Linked DNA regions of Homo sapiens: all the other regions are linked to region 3. A link is an interaction called in ENCODE POLR2A ChIA-PET data of the cell type or tissue named here. Cell type or tissue: CD4-positive, alpha-beta T cell. All regions are shown on one strand.

The links. ChIA-PET counts read pairs that join two places held together with the same protein. Peaks named below come from ENCODE experiments on the same cell type or tissue, not always from the same donor. Only the 100,000 strongest peaks of a DNase experiment are listed, where the experiment ranks them.
Region 1: POLR2A ChIA-PET joins it to region 3 with 28 read pairs; 14 of 35 experiments call an interaction of 5 or more read pairs at or near these places.
Region 2: POLR2A ChIA-PET joins it to region 3 with 15 read pairs; 14 of 35 experiments call an interaction of 5 or more read pairs at or near these places.

What each region holds. Positions count from the first base shown.
Region 1 is chr3:141,551,787-141,554,286 of GRCh38, reverse strand. It overlaps RASA2 (RAS p21 protein activator 2), which reads right to left. Exons shown (of 24, transcript NM_006506.5): 6 at 347-430. Among named protein-coding and RNA genes, the nearest start is that of RASA2-IT1, 28 kb to the right of the region's middle. In CD4-positive, alpha-beta T cell, no CTCF peak of the experiment used is centred here; a DNase peak (open chromatin) is centred at 1,006; H3K27ac peaks cover 634 bases.
Region 2 is chr3:141,557,490-141,559,989 of GRCh38, reverse strand. RASA2 (RAS p21 protein activator 2) reads right to left here. Exons shown (of 24, transcript NM_006506.5): 8 at 1,028-1,104; 9 at 1-96. Among named protein-coding and RNA genes, the nearest start is that of RASA2-IT1, 34 kb to the right of the region's middle. In CD4-positive, alpha-beta T cell, no CTCF peak of the experiment used is centred here; no DNase peak of the experiment used is centred here.
Region 3 is chr3:141,497,702-141,500,201 of GRCh38, reverse strand. The region is part of intron 1 of RASA2 (RAS p21 protein activator 2); the gene reads right to left. Among named protein-coding and RNA genes, the nearest start is that of RASA2, 12 kb to the right of the region's middle. In CD4-positive, alpha-beta T cell, no CTCF peak of the experiment used is centred here; DNase peaks (open chromatin) are centred at 761 and 1,201; H3K4me3 peaks cover 1,582 bases; H3K27ac peaks cover 2,435 bases.

The DNA.
Region 1 (2,500 bases), 54 kb before region 3:
ATTTTACATGCATAAAATTCAGGATATTTGAAAAGTAGGAATGCTGATGCATGAAAAGTCAAGTTTATGTTTTAAAGTACTACATTGTACTAGTATAAAACTGAAGTTGTTCCTTAAAGCCTAAGAGCATGGCAGATTTAAAATGGGGTACCAATTTCTGTCTGTAAAAAGAGGGCTTTGTTATTGACAAGTGTATAATAGAACTCACTAAAGATTTTTCTTTCAAAGCATTTATTACTGTGTGTTATAAATAGCTATTTATCATTTGCTCGTAGAATCTTACTTTTTAAATTTTTAAATCAAACATCAAAACTTTAAAACCTAATAATAATTCAATAAATATTACCTAGAAGGGCCCACTAGAGAAACTGTTGCATAAGGGTCACAGCTTTGGCCATTTATGAGAGGCAACCCATGGCATGCCTTGATGCTAAGGTAGAATAAAAGAGATTTAACATATTAGATTCCAGTTAAACAAGATAAAACATTATCTTTAAACACAAACTAATACATTCAAAAGGTTAAGAATTGTTTTCCATGTGTCTGCAGTTGTATGGCTATATACTACCTATATGGAATAGGTAGTAATATGTATGGACATATGTATGTATGCATTTTTAAATTTATGCTGTATTTTCAAAATGAGACTAAACAGGAATGCCACAATCACTAATGAAACTATCAAACACAGACTGAGCATTCCAAATTCAAAAATCCAAAGTCCTCCAAAATTCAAAACTTTCTGAGCACTGACATGATGCTCCAAGGAAATGCTCACTGCAGCATTTCAAATTTGGGCTTTTTGGATTTGGGATGCTTAATGGGCAAGTATATATAATGCAAATACTCAAAAAAAAAATAAGAATAAGAAATTCAAAACAGTCTCAAGCACTGTAGATAAGGGATGTGTAACAGTCAACACATTTCCTTCTGCTAAATACCCAACAAGGTACATTTTGCGGTTTGATAATACATCAAAACTGCTGTGGCCTCTAAAAAGGAAAAGAAAGTGGTGCAAACCCTAAATGAGAAGCTACAAACCAAGCCAGCTCTATGGCATCATATCCTCTGCTAAAGCATGAATGACAAACAAGGAAACAACTGCAGCTTCCACTTAAAAATCTGATTCATAAATATAGGGCAAGCTTCACACAATTCTGCAGCCTTTTATTCCAATTCTCAGTAAACAGCTCCTCAGTAAGCACCATTCTGTAGAAAATGTTTTAGACCATAAAAACCAAGGTCATCTAATCTACTCCATGGCTCACAGTTGTTGGCATTTACAGAGAACACAGAATCTAACTTTAGTGATTTGTTCCTCCAATTTTCTCACTAAATATTACTGAGTTTATGAGTTTAGTTTAATGTCTAAGGGTCTGCATTTTCTAATGCCTAAGAGAAACTCATGAGTGTTGCTGAAAAGTATTCTTTGTTGAAAGATGCAAGCTGTTGAGTACATCCTTATTTCTCTCCACAACCCACAGGTCACAGATGTGAGTGAAGTGCTATTGGTATACTGCAGAGTAAAGACAGAAATGATAATACGACTCATTTCTATTATAGCTGAGCATAAAAAAATAAAGAAAGAAATTTTGAAACTAGCCAAAGAAAACACAAGCCAAGATAATTCTGGGTTTTAATGTTGGGTTGAGGTACAGTCAGATTTTCCCACTGTACATACTGCTTAAAACTTACCCTTCTCAGGCTAAACCTCAAAATGATATCTGACACGGCATTTGCAGTTTACTATGCACTTTCACAAAATGCACCTAATTCTCACAACTGCCTTTGAGAAGAGAATTATGCCATTTAAAAGAAGTAAGGCTCACAGGTTATGTGAGGAAGTTACAAGGTAAGGCTCAAAGAGGTAGCGTAACTTGTAAGAAGCTGGCCAAGACTCAACTTCTACTTTTTAATTTTGTTACTGAAGTCCAGTGCCCTTCTACATTCCCACTGTGCCCCCAAATACAATATTACTGTCCTTGTAATACCACATTTATCTCACATAAACACCAATTATGAGAAACCTTAATGACAGAAATCCAATTTTCTATTTTATGAGGTATAAAAAAAAGCAGAGGAAAATGCAGTACTGACTTATAAAAAACTTATGAAACGATAAGAATACCCACAAACCAAAACACGGATGCCCATAAACCAGAAGTGCACCCTACAGAAATCATCAGTACTCTTAATTTTTAAATATAAAACAGTTAAAAATTGAGTTTTCTGCAAAACTTAAGTAATATTATTAAATATAGGTTATTCATTACATATATTTGGAAATATTATTTTTCTAATTACCTAGCATAGCACTGTTCTTCCAATCTGTAAGTAAGCAATTTCATATCATAAATCATGGATGGGCAGAAAACAAATGTTGAAAATAACCTCAATAAGGAATTTGATATTTTATTTATATGTGACATATAAAGCATTTACAATATAGTATCTAAAATTTACAAAGGTAAGAAAATATTATAAACAGTTCAGAATAAGA
Region 2 (2,500 bases), 60 kb before region 3:
TGATGAGAGGAATCAGTTCTTAATACGTTCACAGGAACCTTAATCTCACCTAGGAAAACATCTTGGACTAGGTTTCCATTGTTCCACAAGTCGATCCTGAAAATTGAAAACTGGCTTTATGTTTTGCAAACAATGTTTAAGAGAGTTCACACCACAAAACAGCTTCAAATTACTTTGATCTGTATTACAGCATTAATTTTACATGCTTAAAAGATGTTAGCAACACCATATACATACCTCACTATCCAGACTAGAGAAGCAAAATACTACAGCAGCTTTTATTTAAAAAGCACAGAAAGTAATTTTAAATAGTCTGAAAGAAGGCACTTAAACTGTCTTAGTTTGAAAGTCGAGGCTTTATTTTAACCTATAGCAATAAGGACTACAGAAAGAAACTACAATAAGACTACAGTTTCTCTCTAGATTACCACCAATTAATATATATATAGAAAAATTAGAAAAATACATTACCTGATCACTCCAAACACATGATTAATATACCATCTAGATGAACACACTGTTAACATCACACCTACACATGCATTTATAAGATTTTTCCTTCGCAAAGGGCATAGATATTTAAGACCCAGGAAACAGCACAAACTTCAAACACATGCACCTGTTGAATTATCTTCTTACCTCACTGAAATTTCTGTTAGACAGCAGATATGTTAAGAAGAATAAAAAAAAATTTCTAAATTGGCTGAGATATAACTTCCTTTCCATCCATTACACTATAATCCAGAAATGTAAGGAACAATTTGGGAAAAATTAAAAATCAATACAATAAAACAGATGAAAATTAGATCATCTTTGTTTATAAAATTAATACACTTTGACTATTTCTGCAAACAAATCAGACTTTGGAAAGATAATCTGGATTTAAATTAGTTGCATATTCCTCTAAGTTTCATCAACCAACTTGCTATAGAGAATTCTATTAAAGTTGGTTTACTTTTTTTGGTTGAATCTAGGATTTTCTTTTGGTATACAAAAAAGCAATTCTGTAAAACCCCAAGGCACATACCTGATTTCTAGCTTTTCAATGTCCTCCTCTTCTACCTGGAACTGGGACTTTCTGGTGTAACTACTGGATCTGGTTACCTGTAAACAAAATATTTTAGTAAAAATTTTTTTTAAAAAAATACATTTTTCCTACAGCTTAAAAATGATCATCTGCAAAATATTCAATTGTGGATAAAAGCAGAGGAAAATGTCCAAGTAATATTTTACTCAATAGCTGAATATAAAAGCAACTATGGAAGTAGCAGAAAAGAATAAGGTAGTGTAAAAAAAAAATCAAAATAATACCAGCTTGTTCATCTCACTCAAGTCTAAGAAAAATTCTCCCCTTAAATTATGGTCTTCCTATCTCTTTCCTTTCTTAGACAAATCTGAAAACTGCAATCCATCCTTACAGCTTGTACTTCCTCACCACCCACTCACTATAGTAACTCCTTATAATCTTGGCTTCCTCACAGATCACTCTCCTAAAATCTCTCTTCATCACCACATCTGACGATAAATTCTCAGTTCTTACCTCCCTTGATCTCCTATTTAATTTAGTGATCATACAACTGTATCTCCTTTCCCAGAAACACTCTATAGAATTTACCTGGGCACTACCTTGGCAACCTTATGCTGCTGTCTTTGTTTCTTTTTCAGAATCTATAGATAAATTATTCTTCAAAATTTTATGTTTTATTTTGCACTAAAAACAACTTGGAGCTGCACAGTGCTGTACAATCTACAAAGTGCTTTCACATGCATTATCTCCTTTGTTCATCAGAACGCTGCTCAGAGGCGGACAGGGCTAGATTTATTACCCTCACTTAAAAATGAGGAAGCTGAAGTACAGAAATTAAATGACATGCTGAAAGTTAAATACTTGAGTCGCAGAAATTAGTTTCTTCACTTTTCTCCTGTATTGTATACCTCTATTCTCTTGGCTTTCTTGGCTGTTTATATAAACAAACCTTGAGTGTTGGTCAATAACTATCACTCATATTAAGTTTCAGTCATAAACTCCCTACTGGAGGATTTAAAATGTCAGCCCTCAAGCTAATTATGCTCCAAACTAAGCCACTTTTATTTTCCTTCTTCCCTACTCTTCTATTTTTCCAGATTTGGAACCTTGGGGGCAGCATTCAACTACTTCCTTTCTCTTTTTTTCTATAACCAATTTGTTACCTTGCCCTTTGCATTCTCTCTTTTATCTGCCTCTTCCTCTCTATTTCCATAGCACTCTCTTGAAAGATACCCCATCCCCTCCCCATTTTTCTTACACCTAAAGTACAACAGTCTCCCCAGCTTTGTTCTTTCTCCCTAAGCCACCTGGACCTCAGATCATAGTTAATTCCTTCCCAAACACTGTTTTACTCATAACTTATAGGCTCAAAATCATTTACTTAAGCACCATAACTAGGCACTCAAGGCCTTTCATCAGCTGGTCTTACTCTACCTTTCTAATCTTAGTTTCCATTATTTCCTTACACAAGCC
Region 3 (2,500 bases):
TGAAAAGAAAAAAGTTATGTAGCTGTTATTTCCTTCCTTAGTGGCTCCTTAACTGTCATCTTGAAAACACCACTGGAAAGTTACACATTTGTGACATTAATCAGACAGAGAATGAGAAATAGTACCAATAGGCATATGGTGACTGCTGGAATATCTACCACTAAGCAGAGTTTTCCAATGCATAAATTAACATGGTGAGATAACTCAGTTGTCAAGCAATTTTCCTCACTCCTGGCAAATGACTTGTATCTGTAAAATAATCCAAGAGTCTATAATCCCACTCGATTGGTAATCTTTAAAAAAACAACACATTGGCCAGGCACGGTGGCTCATGCCTGTAATCCCAGCACTTTGGGAGGCCGAGGTGGGCGGGTCAGGAGATCGAGACCATCCTGGCTAACATGGCGAAATGCCGCCTCTACTAAAAACACAAAAATTAGCTGGATGTGGTGGCGTGCACCTGCAGTCCCAGCTAATCGGGAGGCTGAGGCAGGAGAATTGTCGAACCTGGGAGGTGGAGGTTGCAGTGAGCTGAGATCGCACCACTGCACTCCAGCCTGGTGACAGAGGGAGACTCCGTCTCAAAAAAAAAATCAACACATTAAATAACTCCTACCAGAAATCTGGTTCTGCCTAAGAACAAGGCACTATGATAAAATGAGGTAGTACCAGTGAGCAAACACTTGAGTGGGCACAGGACTCTAGGAATATGACACAGTTTGGGTGGCTAGCCGAGACTCAGTGAAGCAAAGAACTGTTTTTTCGTGTGTGTGTGTGTGGCTATAAAACCTGAACTATATATAAGTACAATTCCACATAAATAAGGCAATCCTGTATAGTGGTATTATATCACAAGGGTTTTTGTGGGTATAAAACCTGAACTATATATAAGTACAATTACACATAAGTAAGACAATGGCTAGTGACAAGACAAAGTCAAAGTAAACGCATAAATACCACTGCAACTCCTCAGTGATAAAGTCTACAGAACATAATCGGGGCTAGTTGCTGCATGGAAGTCATGTGCACAATAACTATCATACAGTTATCTACACTGCTATCATATTAATCACTTTTCACTGAAGCTTAATCTAGAACAAGAAGTTAGGAAACTACTATACACGAAAAGGCAAGTTTCACAAGGTATTGCCAGGAAGTGTCTATGGGTTATATAGATACGTCACCAAGTTGCGGGCAGGATCTTCCTGTGGTTTGCCTTGCCCACTTCCGGTTTCAGTTTTGAATGTGTGCTGATCTACAAGCTCCCTACAGACCCCTTCCTCAAGTGGCAAACCAAACTCTGAAGTACATATGGCAGGAATCTCTTCTGGGCTAAGCCAATGGTACCTATAGCTACAAGAAGCTTAGCAAGGCTACCAAGGTGACCAAGAGAGCCTGGTATGACAAACAAAAGGAAGGCAAAAAGCCAGGTGCTGGCAGAACTCAGGGCTACATGGACAGGCTATATATGGGATATGGCTGTTATTTCTGGTGACAGCATCCAGGGGGCCAAAATAGGATTCATATTGATCTTCGCCCCCCCTCCACAAAAAAAAGACACCTAGACACATAAAGAAGTTACACCCATGAGCATATAAAGGTGTGTATGTGTATATCTGTGTGTGTGTATGTATGTGTGTACACATATCCAAGAACCACTCAAAAGTACATACAAACCCACATAAGCAGTTAGGCAGCTAAAATAATTACATTCATGAACCCCCAAAACAGGCCAGAAGATAAATTCTTATGGCATTCAAACATCATAATTTTATTGAATATCCACTACATTAGACCATAGCCAATTTAGGAGTAATTATCAACTTCTTGACAACATAAATGTATTCATCAATTCCTTCCAATATATCATCTCACAGGCAGCTTTGTAGAGAAAGGGATGTGGGCTTTGGTAACATAAAGACTTTCTGAAAACTTGGCTCTGCTCCCTTACAATCCTGAGCAAATAACCTCTGTCTGTTGCTTCTTCTCTAAAATAGGAATAACAATCTTCTTCATGAAATTGGATTACATGAAATATTTTGCAAAGTATCCTAACACAACATCTGGAAACCAGGAAATACTCAATAAACATTAGTTCACCCCATCTACCAAGAATATTTTATATAAAACTGTAAAATTCAAAACTAAAATTCTGTACCACTCACACAAATGTCATATTTTAAAGGATCCAAAATTTTCAGACCCTTTTTACCACATTTCTCTGAAACAATGTATTAAAATTTTAAAAAGTTTTTCTAACATAAACAATTAGTCAAACAGGCAAAGTATATAAGAATTTGCTGTATTATTTCTACTTTTTTTTTTTTTTTGAGACAGGGTCTCACTTTGTCACCCAGGCTGGAGTGCAGTGGTGCGACCTCAGCTCACCGCAGCCTCAACCTCCTGGGCTCAAGTGATTCTCTGGCCTCAGCATTCCAAGTATTAATAGCTAGGGCTGAAGACACACACCACTATGCCTGGCATTTTTTTTTTTTTTTCG